2 separate regions of the Homo sapiens genome follow, and region 1 is linked to region 2. Evidence: chromatin contacts called from ENCODE Hi-C data. All regions are on one chromosome and are shown on one strand. The core of a region is the stretch at or near the end of the contact, and the rest is flanking DNA. Distances in the headings are between cores, read along the strand shown. Region 1 holds the start of CHROMR (cholesterol induced regulator of metabolism RNA). Region 2 has its middle 280 kb from the start of MIR4444-1.

What was found. A loop is a pair of places that touch in the nucleus more often than their neighbours do. Pooled maps may share reads with other maps.
Region 1: a pooled map shows a loop between it and region 2 (9-fold over the local background). The contact joins the promoter of CHROMR here to the enhancer-like site in region 2. A Hi-C loop is called at or near these places in 3 of 37 single-sample maps with no recorded cell type and 9 of 50 pooled maps.

Annotation. Positions count from the first base shown.
Region 1 is chr2:178,407,989-178,415,257 of GRCh38, reverse strand. It overlaps CHROMR (cholesterol induced regulator of metabolism RNA), which reads right to left and starts at 1,599. Exons shown (of 5, transcript NR_110204.1): 1 at 1,145-1,599. RefSeq lists enhancers at 108-682, 470-729, 1,231-1,430, 1,260-1,835.
Region 2 is chr2:176,927,932-176,934,968 of GRCh38, reverse strand. It overlaps the pseudogene RNU6-187P. Among named protein-coding and RNA genes, the nearest start is that of MIR4444-1, 280 kb to the left of the region's middle. RefSeq lists an enhancer at 2,770-3,069. Within about 2 kb of position 2,573, at least 4 of the 41 ENCODE cell types and tissues checked have a DNase peak (open chromatin) inside an H3K27ac peak, as active enhancers do.

The DNA.
Region 1 (7,269 bases), core at 350-2,849, 1.5 Mb before region 2:
ATTTCTTCCACGGTCACAGAGAACACAAAGACCTTTGATTTGCTCTTTCCACCACAGAATATCACTCTAGGAAAGCATTCCATCATAATGTATATAAGGTGCCTAAACTGTGCTATAATCTTAAGCATTACAGGGACTCAGAATGAGGTCGTTAAAGCAGTGTTTTCCAAAGCGTGTTCCGCTGACCTAATCCCATACTCAGCGTATGCAACTTGATATTTTAATTTGTACCCTAGTGATCTAGTCTTATGCCTTCTGGGTACATATTGCATCATATCTTTAAACACATCCAGCTTCTAGAATGGTGCTGTACACGCAGGAGGTCGTTGAGCTTCACCTTCCTGCTAATGACAAAATCAGCAATTGCCTTTAACCACAGGAACTTCAGCCCGTTGGTCACTAGGGGGAGACACACACGTGGTGGGCCTCTCCAGGCTCCTCAAATCCCGCCAGAGTCGCCACTGTGTAGTCTGCCCAGAGAAACCACACCCAGTCTTAGGAAGAGGAAACTGACTGCCATCCATTTCACGCTACTGTGGCCGGCGAGCTCAGAGTGGAATCATTTGCAAGGCAGCTCCTCCAAGAATAACCAAGCCGAGATCTAGCTGATCAACGATTGAATTTAGAGTAAAACTTGACAGAATAAAACTCCCTTCGGTTTGTCCGTACTACCTGGGTTTGCAGAAATGCTTTTCCTTAGCATTTAATTTTGGGACCTGTAAATATAACTGCTTTTTAGATGCATTCCATAATCCTCAATTAACTTACTGCAGTAAAAAGATAATTAGGTTAATATAAACTGCTCCAAGGGGTTTCTGATCAGACTGAATTTTATTTCATTTGAAATAAGGTCGTTGTTTAATCTTGCAAGTTAAATAATCTTGATTTTACGCTGAATAGGGGCCTGAGATAGATGAAAGAAAATTTCCTTTTCATACATGTGAGAAATAAACTGTTTCTTACACTCATATTCACAAGTGTGACCGTTAGTCCAAGTTGAGGCAATTAACATATTTAGGAAGAAAAAAACTTCCTCACAGAAGGATTGGCATTGGCCCTTCTGAACAGTATTGCAAAGTCTGAAGGAAAAACCCTATTGACACCACTTTCTAGCCAAATGCTATAGGACGATATCAATACTTACTGTACTGAGTGGGCATTTATTTAGTTATTTCACAGTGAAGATATCTTTTCTGGAAAATTCCTCATAAGAAAACTGAAATTCAAGCTCCTGCTCGTTCTTCAGCCACCGCTACTCGTTCCTGCTTTTTGTGCCCATAGGTTCTTCTGCCCAAAACAAAAGCTGTTAAATCACCGCGGCGGCGCTGACGTCAGGGAGCAGGGCCGCGAGGCCCCACCAGGTCGCCAATGAAGCCTCCCCTCGGCTCTGCCGGGGGCTTTGCGGGGCGCATAGAGGCTCCCAGGCGGATAGAGGCTCCCAGGCGGAGGAGTCCGGGAACCCCTAAAGACCCTTTAGGAAGCAAGGTCCGGAAAACCAAGCACGAGCAAGAGGCCCCGGGCGGCTGTATCCCTGCCCGGCGAATTCAGAGGGAGCGGGCGCCGCGGCCACCCAAGAGCAACGAAGACGGCGGCGCGGAGGAGAGGATGGGGAGGGGTGTGGGCCGCCCAGAGGCGCGGAAGCTGGGAGCACCGCGCGGCTTAGGAACTAAAATAAATGCTTGTCTGAATCTGCCCCGGGTGGGGGATGAAGGAACAAGGGCTTGGGAGGAGACCGATACATTTTAGAAATTGCCGGTGGGGGAGCCAGGGGCGGTGGCTCACGCCTGTAATCCCAGCACTTTGGGAGGCGTAAGGCGGGCTGATCACCTGAGGTCGGTAGTTCGAGAGAGACCATCCTGACCAATATGGAGAAAGAAACCCCATCTCCACTAAAAATACAAAATTAGCCGGGTGTGGTGGTGCATGCCTGTAATCCCAGCTACTAGGGAGGCTGAGACAGGAGAATCGCTTGAACCCGGGAGGCGGAGGTTGTAGTGAGCCAAGATCATGTCACTGGATGTTATTTGTTAATTTTTTGATGTACACTGCAAGATCACACAAGAAATGAAGCTATTAAGCCCAGGTATTGGGCCTTTTATAGGGGTGTTTTTTCATGGTGAATGGGTAAATATGTCTCTACTTTGTGTGCTTATTAAACAACCCTGACTATGTGGTCTTGAAAGGAGAGATCCTGCCTTAGTTTCGCCTCTCATTAGCCTTATGTGAGAGCTTTTTTTCAGAGACAGGCAACCAGGAATATTTATTCCAGAAGCAGTCATTGCAGTGGAGAATTTGGGGTTTGAATCATAGAAGACAGAACTAGATAAAATCCTAGATGTTACCTCCAATCCCTTCATTTAAAAATTTGAGGTCACCCAGGCCAGGTGCAGTGTCTCACGCCTGTAATCTCAGCACTTTGGGAAGCAGAGGCAGGTGGATCACCTGAGGTTAGGAGTTCGAGACCAGCCTGGCCAACATGATGAAACCCCGTCTCTAATAAAAATACAAAAACTAGCTGGGTGTGATGGTGCACACATGTAATCCCAGCTACTAGGGAGGCTGAGGCAGGAGAATTGCTTGAACCCGGGAGGCGGGGATTGCAGTGAGCCCAGATGGCGCCACTGCACTCCAGCCTGGGCGACAGCGCGAGACTCTGTCTCAAAAAAAAAAAAACAACAACAAAATTGAGGTTACCCAAATTAAGAGAATTGGTAGTTAAGACAGACCAAGATTAATAACTTTTAGACATTTGTAGACCCTAGTTATTGGGGGTGCTAGACTCTTAACACTTTTCCAAGAAAAGGGGTAAATCTTGTGTTTCTTAATTCGGAAGGAAAAAAAAAATCTACCACTTGCAATTTGGCATGGGCCAGAGGCAATATTATCAGTTATATGCCTCTACGGTGTGATATTGAGTGATATACATGGAGAGAATATGGGCTACATTTTATGGTTTACTGTTTTGGGGAAATGAGGCCTTTGACATGCAGGGTAATTATTGCTGGGGACTCTGCTCAATAGGAGGCCATCACCTGGGCCCCATGCCAAAGGGAAAGCTTGTAAATTCCACTTCCCTGGAAGGCTGATAACGTGTAATAATCATGACATGGATTACTTGGTCCTGTTGGGTCCCAGCTTGTGAGATTCTTTCTGATCAAAGTTACCATCATGGGCAAACTGTGGTTAAATAGGCTTTAATCTCTGTGTTCATAAAGTTCTATTATCCTGGTCCAAGAGATTGGCAGTCTATAACTTCCTTTTTTTTTTTTTTAACACAAACATGAAATTAACACTTTTTGCTCTAAACTAATTAAAGATTCACGGGAAGTTGCAAAGGTAGTATGGAGATGTCCCTGTACCTTTCACCAAGTCCTTCAGTGGTTACATCTTACATAAATATAGTGCAATATCAAAACAAGGAAATTAACAATGGTACAACATGGATATAGATGTCATTTTTTTATTTAAAAATTTTACTTGTGGTAAAGTACACATAACATAAAATTTACCATCCTAGGCTGGGCATGGTGGCTCATGCCTGTAATCCCAGCAATTTAGGAGGCCAAGGTGGGGGCAGATCATGAGGTCAGGAGTTCGAGACCAGCCTGACCAACATGGTGAAACCCCATCTCTACTAAAAATACAAAAATTAGCTGGGCATGGTGGTGCTCACCTATAGTCCCAGCTACTCAGGAGGCTGAGGCAGGAGAATGGCTAGAACCCGGGAGGCGGAGGTTGCAGTGAGCTGATATTACTCCGTTGCACTCCAGCCTGGGCGACAGAGTGAGACTCCATCTCGAAAAAAAAAAAAAAAAATACCATCCTATTTTTAGGTGCACAGTTCAGTAGTGTCAAGTACATTCACTTTGTTGTGCACCCAATCTCCAGAACTCTTTCTCTTGCAAAATTGCAACTGTGTATGTACCTTTTAAATACTAATGTCCCATTTTCTACTCCTCCCATCTCCTGGAAACCACTTTTCTATTATACTTTCTATTTCTATGAATTTAACTACTTTGGGTACCTCATATAAGTGGAATCATACACTATTTGTCTTTTTGTACCTGACTTATTTCATTTAGTATAATATCCTCAAGGTTCATCCATGTTGTATATGCATCAGAATTTATTTCATTTTTAAGGCTGAATAATATTCCATTTTATGTATATACCACATTTTGTTTATTCTTCAGTCAGTGAACACTTGGATTACTTCCTTCCACCTTTTGGCTATTGTGAATATGGCTGTGTAAATATCTTCTCAAGACCCTGATTTCAATTCTTCTGGATATTGTTATGGGCTGAATGTCCCCACAAAATTCCTATGTTGAAGCCATAATCCCTAGTATCTCAGAATGTGACTGTATTTGGAGACAGGGCCTTTATAGAGATAATTAAGTTAAAATGAGGTCCTTAGGGTGGGCCCTAATTCAATCTGACTGATGTCCTTATAAGAGGAAATTTGGGCACACTGAGAGACACCAGATACTTGTATGGGCCGAGGGACCACGAAGAAACCACACCTACTGATTGATGCCTTGATCTTGAACTTTCGGTCTTCAGAGCTGTGAGAAAATAAATTTCAGTTAAGTCACTCAATCTATGGTTTTCTGTTATGGCAGCCCTAGGAAACTGATGTAGGTATATACCCAGAGGTGAGATTGCTGGATCATATGGTAATTCTATTTTAATTTTTTGGGAAACTGTCATACTCTTTTCCACAGTAGGTGCACCATTTTACATTGCCATCAGTAGATCACAAGGGTTCCAATTTCTCCACAATCTCATTGACACTTGTGTGCTGTTTGTTCGTTTGTTTATAGTAGCCATCCTACTCTCTGTGATGTGGCATCTCATCGTGGTTTTGATTTGCATTTCCGTAATGCAATGTAGTGATGTTGAGCACCTTTTAAAGTGCTTGTTGGCCATTTGTGTATCTTCTTTGGGTAAATGTCTATTCAGGTCCTTTGCCCATTTTTAAATAAAGTGTTTGCTTTTTTGTTGTTGAGTTGTAGGTTTCTTATCCTTTAAAAACCCTCTTGTTGGACCTAAACCCTGGGAGAACTGATGACCATAGAAGTTTTCAAGGAACCTAATTTTAGAAAGAGAGGGGGCTACAGATATGTAGATTAATTGTGTGACTTACTGTCCAAACCGGACACTTTTGAGAAGGGGGTGCTAAACATCATTATAATTTTATATTTTAAAAAATATTTATTGACCAACAAATTCATGTTATTATATTGGTGGACTTATAACAATTGTATTCAATTTTCAAAGAAAAAATTCTTTTTTAAAAAATAAAAATCTAGAAAATTTAGAAAGTTTTATTCGTAAAAGAATATACAAGGATTTAAAAACAAATTTAAAAATGTATTCATATTGATTATCTGAACATTAAAAAAACTCAACAGAATAATAACTTTTGGTACATATTTGTGTCCACTAATCAGTTACTTAGATGTATCTCTAATATTGTATCACTGGCATTTTCCAAAGTGCGTGTCTGGTCTTATTATTTTTCATTTTCTTCTTAAAATTGCCTGCAGTGTTCTTTGACATTGTGTTTTATGGTTAATAATTTTGTGATTGTTTACATCTTCAATTGTTTCTTCACAGTAGAATAATATTTTTAACTGAGAAACTACTCTCTCTCTGCAAGTGCTGAAATACTTGGTAAATTTGGGGCAAATCCTGCTAAATGGAGGATATTCTAAAATAGTTTTTGTTGTGAAATGTGTAAAATTTCAGCCTAAATATTTTCACAAGAATTGTCCTTTTGCCATTCGTCAGAACGCCTGAAGCAACAAATAGTTTTGACAAGACAAAATATGTCAAATAAATTGTCTCCAGATTCTTTTGAATGTTTTGTCAATTTAAATGCTGCAAAACCATTGGGCGGTCTTGATTTTATTCCACTCGAATGAAGAATATAAATTTATGCAATTAAAAATAAGAACTAGATCAAAAGATTCTTCTTGTAAGTCTCGACATTCCAAAGTCCAGTTAGAAAATTTTAAGATTATGTCTACATTGTTTGAGCCCTCATCATTTAATTTATTCAGTTCCTGTCTTCTGTGAAGGAATAAAATGTAGTGTTATCCTGTTTGGAAGTTTTGTTTTTCACTAATTGCAATTCATTAAAAGCTTCAAAAACTGAAGTTTTTAGCATGCTATTCATGGAATATTTAGATTAACAATTTCTAACTGATTTTGTGCAAAGTACAAAATTTAGGGGACTTGTTACATAAAAGTTCAATACCATTGTAAGATACTTAGGATGATTTACAAAGTAGTACTTCAAAGGCTCAAATATTTTAAAATTCAATTGATGATAGATAGTAAAAAAGGTATATAACTATGCTGAAAACTTCAGGGATTTTAAAAATTGAATATCAATTTTGCTAGAAAAATTTTGTAATTTGATTACGTATACTGGAAATTATATAAATATTTGTTAAATGTGACAGCTACTTTCATTGGTAAGATTTCTCTGTTTGAACACAGTTTTGAATTATACTATATATATACTATAGCCAAATATATATAATATATATAATATATATTATACTATATAATATATATAATATATATTATACTATATAATATATATAATATATATTATACTATATAATATATACTGTAGCCAAAATCTAGTATATACATATTTTTGTCTTATTTTATATCTAGTATATTTTTGCCTTGAAGTTTTCTTAATAAGAACATTGCTTTTACCACAATGCTATACCCACCGACATTTGCATCTTCACAGCACAGTTGAACTTTTGAACTGAATTTTTAGTAACGTTCACAAAATAGTGTCAGATATTTTATTTTCGACACAATTAACTTCTAAAAGTTTTACTTTGATTTCATAAATTGGATGAAAAAAATTGAACTACTTTTGGAATTACTTCAGTTGATTTTCTATTTGAAGCATCTTATGCCAGTGGTATAAAATTGACATTATTTAACTATCTGCAAAGTTCTGCTCTTGGAGCCAACACACTAACAGCTATTACTTCATGTTAATGTACACACACGAAACTTGGATTAAAAAATGAGTAAAGGTAATTTAGAAGTAGAGACATGTGAACTGAATGAAACTCATGCTTCACGGAATGCTATGAAAATGTCCCTTCTGCTTTGGGAGGCTGAGGCAGGCAGATCACCAGAGGTCAGGAGTTTGAGACCAGCCTGGGCAACATGGTGAAACCCTGTCTCTACTGAAAATACAAAAAATCAGCCAGTCATGGTGGTGCATGCCTG
Region 2 (7,037 bases), core at 1,324-3,823:
CCCTCTAGGTGATTCTGGGCACACCAAAATTGGACAACTTCTCACCTAAAACCCTGAGAGAACATGAGGAAGATTGTTCACCCAAAAGAATACAACTGTAACTTGGAATCAATCTGGCACTCATGTTAATAAAGATGGGAAAAGACAGATGGTCACTTTTTTGGAAGAGATTTGGCAACATCGGCATCATCATAAATATCAGGTAGTATTTGAAAAGGTCAGTATACTAGTAACCTGTTGCTCTAAAATTGGCACATAGTGAACAGCCACAGCATCTCAGTGACATGTAACAGTAGACGGGTTTTCTTCTGTATCTGCAAGGACGGGTTTTCTTCTATATCTTATCGCCTAAGCTCCCTCTTGAGTCTCAGTGCTGGTTCACCTAGTTTGGGCTTATGTGGAGTGACTGCTTTGTTCCACACGTCTGTCCTCCTTTCCCTGTGACCACCGGTAACACAGGCGTGTCCTCTTCATGGTAATGGCAGAAATAGGAGAGAACAAGCAGAAAGCGGGACCTCAAGGCCTGGGCCTGGAGCTGGAACATCTGTCCGATCCATCTCATTCTATTGGCCCAAGCAAGTCATGTGTCCAAGCCCAGATGGAAAACAGATTTGCCTCTGTAGTGAAAGCAACTGCAAAGTCATAGGGCAAAGGGCGTGGCTATAGGTAGGGGTACAGGATGGGGGCCTGTTATGCAATCAACCATAGTGAACAAGTTTCTCTTTGCATTATTAACAGTATATGCACAACAAAACCCAAATGTGAATTTGACTTAACAGGAAAAAAAATGTATCCTTCATTCTTGTCCCTAAAATAATACTAATTTTAGTTGGATCAACTGTGTGATTCTCAATGAAGATATGTTAAGTCAGATTAATCATGTAAATAATTAGCAGAAGAATAAAAGAAAAAGTCATTGTTTTTAAAAACTCTGAATAAATTGATATATTTAAGCCACTTTGTTTCTCAATAGTATATCAAATCCAATTCTTAAAAACAAACCTGTGGGGGCTGGGTGTGGTGGCTCACACCTGGAATCCCAGCACTTTGGCAGGTGGATCACTTGAGGTCAGGAGTTCGAGACCAGCCTGGCCAACATGGCAAAACCCTGTCTCTACTAAAAATACAAAAATTAGCCAGGCATGGTAGTGCACGTCTGTAGTCCCAGTTACTCAGGAGGCTGAAGCAGGAGAATTGCTTGAACCCGGGAGGCAGAGGTTGCAGTGAGCCGAGATCACGTCACTATACTCCAACCTGGGCAACAGAGCGAGAATCTGTCTCCAAAAACCCAAAAGCAAACAAACCCATGGATCAGATCTTACCTACCATGGATTTTCATTGGTAAATAAACTCTTGGTATTCTGTATCTGCAAGGAGTCATCTGATATGCATGTCTGTTTGTTAAACTAGATTTTACTACAGCTTTTTGGGGTTGGTTTAAAGACTGTATTAGCACTGCATTCCTAATTAACTGCTGACACAAATACTAAGGGGGCAAGAGTGTTGCCCACAGCTTGCCTGCAGTTACCAGGTGTAATTATGCACATAGTAGAGATTCAAATCAAGAATAAATCAGTTTCTGGAAACATGCTGTAAGCACTCAGTGTATCGCCCTGCCATTTCCCCCGTTAGCGTTTTTGAGGCATGCACCCAATAGAAGAAATAGCAGGTAGCTACTGTTTAGCTGAATTTAACCTCTGAAGATAAGCATTTCTCCATGTTGTTGGCCAAACATAGAATTTTCTTTTTGCTTTTCACATGTAATGGGAATACAATGATTTCTTCTCATTGCCAAATCTTAGCTGAAGGAAACCTCAGATAATTTTGAAAACTCTCTTATTTTACCAGTTAACAGACATGGCCTAAAACAGTGATATAACTGTTTAAAGTCATCCAATTGGTTAGGGAGGGCTAACCAGAGAAGCTAGGTTTTTCTCACCACACTACACTTTTCATTTGGGAAACGGGGAGTGTTCATGGTTTGATGAATCAAGTACAGTGTAGGGAGCAGACTGTTATGGTCTGTAGACATAAGTGGGATTCAATTTTCTTGTTTGTTGAATGAGAATTATGCTTGTTATGTTATTAGAATGTTTGGGTCAGGAGCAAGTTCTTTTCAAAATAAATAATTTTATTTTGGAGAAATAAAGCAATCTGGGGAAAATTGCCACTGGCCAGTCCTTTTAAATCAATTCACAGGGTCAGTAGACTCTAGTACCGAGGTTGGATATGCTAAGGATAGAGCGAGAGAAAGAGCTCAGTGACTTTTTCAACAACTAGAGTTACTTGCTTAATTATACTTTTTTTTTTTTTAAAAAAGACCTTCGAGGTACAGTATGAGCAGGGAGTAGGGTGAGGACTTCCCTCAGCACCCATCACCAAGTACTCTCAGGGCACCAGCAGGCCCCCATGAAATAGGTGCTGCCAGAAGCCCATGCCTAAAATTTGCTTGGGATTCATCTCTTCCCTTTCTTTTTTATGATGCTGAACCAGAGGATAAAAAGATAAAGAATTGCACAGCCTGGCACGTGAATGCTTCCCCACTGCGTGCTGCTGTTGTGGGGAGGAAGTAGCAGCCGCCAACCGCTGTTTTATTAATAATGAGGCATTCACATAAATTCCATGCAAAATTGATTTTTGACTGTTATATAAGAATCAAATACTAGGCTTTAAAAAGTAATTGAGAAATCTATTTGTAATTTACTTTGCCTATAAGAACCCGCTGTCCTGCCATAAACAATTTTACAGTATTTTCCCCCCTGTTAAACAGCTATTTTTTACACATCTGTTTGGCCCTTTTGCACGACATGCAGTCAGGAGGTGTAACGAATACAGGTTTGAAACAACATGTGGCCACCATTTCTTTCAGTTTCATCTTCAAGGGGATCTCTTGAAAGTTGTGATATCATTTTCATCACAGTACAAGTGAAGTATGTTAATGGCTAGTTATCTGACACTGGGTGTTGACTGATGAGTCATAAATATGCCTTCTGGTGGTAGGAAAGCATGATGACAAAGCTAAGTAATGAAAAAAAAAAGAAAAAAAAACCCAAACCAACGAACCAAAACAGTCTGTTTCTCACTTGTCTTTAAATGCCTTAAGGGCTATGGTCAAATGGAAAGTTCTGTTACAAAGAGTTTCTCTGGGAACCTATTCAATATTCAGCAGTCCTGTACATATTCAACTGTACCAAAAGTATTTAAAGTGTAATTGATTTATTTCTAATTTTTCTTAAGATGGAAATTAGATGGACAAGAAAAGTTTTAAAAGACATAGGTAATGTTACATATTTTGGCTTAACTTCTATTTTCTAAGGATTATTTCTCAGAAGAGAACATGCTTCTGTTCTTATTCTAGGACTTTTTTTTTTTCCAAAAGAAATCCCTTAAAAAGAAAAACAAATCCCTAGTATATTTAAAAAATCCATTCCCCACCATGATCAAATTAGAACATTTCCATCACCCTAGAAGTTCCCTTGTGCTCCTACAGTCAATATATTCCCCCAGCTCTTGGCCCCAGCCAACCAACTACTGATCTGCTTTTTGTTGCTATGGTTTTGCCTTTCCTAGAATTTCATACAGACAGAATCATAGTATGTAGCCCTTTGTGTTTACCTTTTTTCACTTAGCATAATATTTTTGAGATTCACCTATGTTGTCGAGAGTACTAATATTTTGTTGCTTTTATAGTAATACTCCATTGGATATACCACAATTTGTTTATCCATTCACTGGTTAATAGATACTTGGGTTGCTTTCAGTTTTGACGATTATGAATAATGCTGCTATAAACATTGATGTAAAAGTTTTGCGTGGACACATTTTTATCTCTCTTGGGTAAATATCTAGGATAAAGATTGCTGGGTCACATGGCTTGTATATGTTTAACTATATAAGAAATAGTACCATTTTATACTGTCACACAGTCAATGTATGAGAGTTCAAGTTGTCCTACCTCTTCACCCATCCTTGATATTCTCAAGTGCGTAGTAAGTAGCTCATTATGGTTCTAATTGACATTTCCCTCATAATTTGTGATGTAGATCATCTTTTCATGTGCTTATTGGAATTTGTATAACTTCTTTTGTAAAGAGTCTCTTCAAATCTTTTCCCCATTTTATTGGGCTCTTGCCTTCTTAAGTTGTAAATATCTTTTATATATTCTGGATACAAGCCTTTTTGTCAGATATGTTTTTCATATCTATTATTTCAGTCCGGCTTGCCTTTTTTAACACTTTTTTCTGAAGAGCAAAAGCTTTTACTTTTGAAAATGTTTATAAATATTTTTCCTTATGAGTTGTACTTTTGGTGTCCTGTTTAAAAATGCCTTTCCTAACTGTTGTTACAAATATTTTCTCTTATATTTTCTTCCAGAAATGTAATAGTGTTAGCTCTTACTGTTTAGGCCTATGATGTATTTTGTGTTAGCTTTTAAAATATGTTGTAAGGTTGTTTTTTTCCCCTCTAGATATTTAGTTGTTGCAGCACTATTTTGCTGATTTTCCAATTTAGTTATGTTCACATCTTTGTCAAAAATCAACCATATAACTTTGGATTTATTTCTGGACTCTCTATTCTGTTCCATGAATCTATAGGTCTATCCTTGCCTCAGTGCCGCACTGTCTTGACGATCGTAGCTTTCTTGTAAGTCTTAGAATCAAGTAGGATAATAAATCCTTTATTATTCTTTTTCTAATTATTTTGGCTATTCTAGGTCCTTTCCATTTCCATATACATTTTAGCATCTGCTTTTCAATTTCTTCAAAGAAACCTGCTAGGATTTTGATTGAGATTGCATTGAATTTACAAATCAATTTAGGAAGAATTTATTTAAAAAATTAAATATATTTTAAATGACTACTAAAATTATAAACACGTGTGCTTGCTTCAGCAGCACATATACTAAAATTGGAATAATACAGAGAAGATTAGCATGTCCCCTGTGCAAGAATGACATGGAATTCGTGAAGCATTCCGTATTTTTAAAAGCTCAATATTACTGATTGTTAGATAAATGCAAATCAAAGCCACAATTAAATACCATCTCATGCCAATCAGAATGGCTATGATTAAAAAGTCAAAGAATAACAGATGCTGGTGAGGTTGTGGAGAAAAGGGAACACTTATACACTGTTGGTGGGAGTATAAATTAGTTCAACCATTGTGGAAAAAGCAATGTGGCAATTCCTGAAAGAGCTAAAAGGAGAACTACCTTTTGACCTAGCAATCCCATTACTGAGTTTATACCCAGAGGAATGTAAATCATTCTACCATAAAGACACATGCATGTGAATGTTCATTGCAGCACTATTCAGAATAGCAAAGACATGGAATCAAACTAAATGCCCATCAGTGACAGATTGGATGAAGAATGTGGCACATATATACCATAGAATACTATGCAGCCATAAAAAAGAATGAGATCATGTCTTTTGTGGGAACATGGATGGAACTGGAGGCCGTTATCCTTAGCAAATTAATGCAAGAACAGAAAACGAAATACTGCATTTTCTTACTTATAAGTGGTAGCTAAGTGATTGAGAACTCATGGGCACAAAGAGGGGAACAAGAGACACTGAGGCCTACTTGAGGGTGGAGGCTGGGAGGAGGTGAGGAGCAGAAAAAAAAAAACTGTGTATTAGGCTTAATACCTGGGTGATAAAATAATCTGTACAACAAACTCCCATGACATGAGTTTACCTATGTAAAAAACCTGCACATGTACCCCAACTTAAAAGTTAAAAAATACAACATGCACACTAAAACGTGACACATACCAATTTTTAACACACTGTGGATAATTAACATGTCAACTTGTGCAAGCAGGTAAACTAGGTTTTTAGTGCAAACAGAATAAAGCTTTTTTTTTGTCATCTGTTTTATCAAGGTGTGGCTGGACATCACAAACTGCTTTTAGAAAACTATTACTGTTTGCATCTGTTAATATATGTGAATTATGATAGTCTCAATTCTATGCAATCTAAACAAAATACAGCAATCAGTTGGAAGCAGGAGTTAATACGTCTGTTGCAACTGTGTTTATCAAGACTGCTTCATGGCCCGGCATGGTGGCTCACGCCTGTAATCCCAGCGCTTTGGGAGGCTGAGGTGGGCGGATCACGAAGTCAGGAGATCGAGACCATCCTGGCTAACACGGTGAAACCCCGTCTCTATTAAAAATACAAAAAATTAGCTGGGTGTGGTGGTGGGTGCCTGTAGTCCCAGCTACTCGGGAGGCTGAGGCAGGAGAATGGCGCGAACCCCGGAGTCGGAGCTTGCAGTGAGCCGAGATCGCGCCACTGTACTCCAGCCTGGGCGACAGAGCGAGACTGTCTCAAAAAAAAAAAAAAAAAAAAAAAAGACTGCTTCATTATTCATTGACTTTATAGTAAGTATATGTAGAAATTTGAATGCTCACAAATTTATACTAATAAAAACTTCTTCAAGATGTTTTATGTATTTCAACTGCATATCTATTATTGCAATCTGGCTTGCCTTTCTAAACAGGATTTTTTTTCTGAACAGCAAAAGCTTTTAATTTTGAAAAAGTTTATATATATATATTTTAGAATTTCAAGGTTTTATGTAAAATTCTAACAAGTTAGAGGTATTGCAATTTAGCAGAAAGAAAATAGGTTTGGAACAGCAGAGACCTGAGTTTAAATGGCAGCTCTATCTACAAGTAGCTTGGGCAAATTATCTGTTTCTGGGCCCAGTTTGCCTATCTGTAAAATGGGGAGAATAATGCCTGCTTCACAGGGGGGATGCAATGAAGTATTACATGCAAACACTTGGTATGTGCATAGCTGATGTATATGAAGGAATGGTGTTAGAAAAGTGGGTTTGGAGTCTGGCAAAAATTTTGAAGGACCTGATGAATGTTGAAATAGATTGAAATGTGAGGAAGGAAGTTTGCTTCTTTTACATATGGCTTACCTGTGGTGGTGTGCCTTCTCTGTCCACAGGTCCTTAATAGCAACTTAACATACATTTGTAGACGCTCAGGGTGAAGACCACTATGTCACCAAGCAATGTTC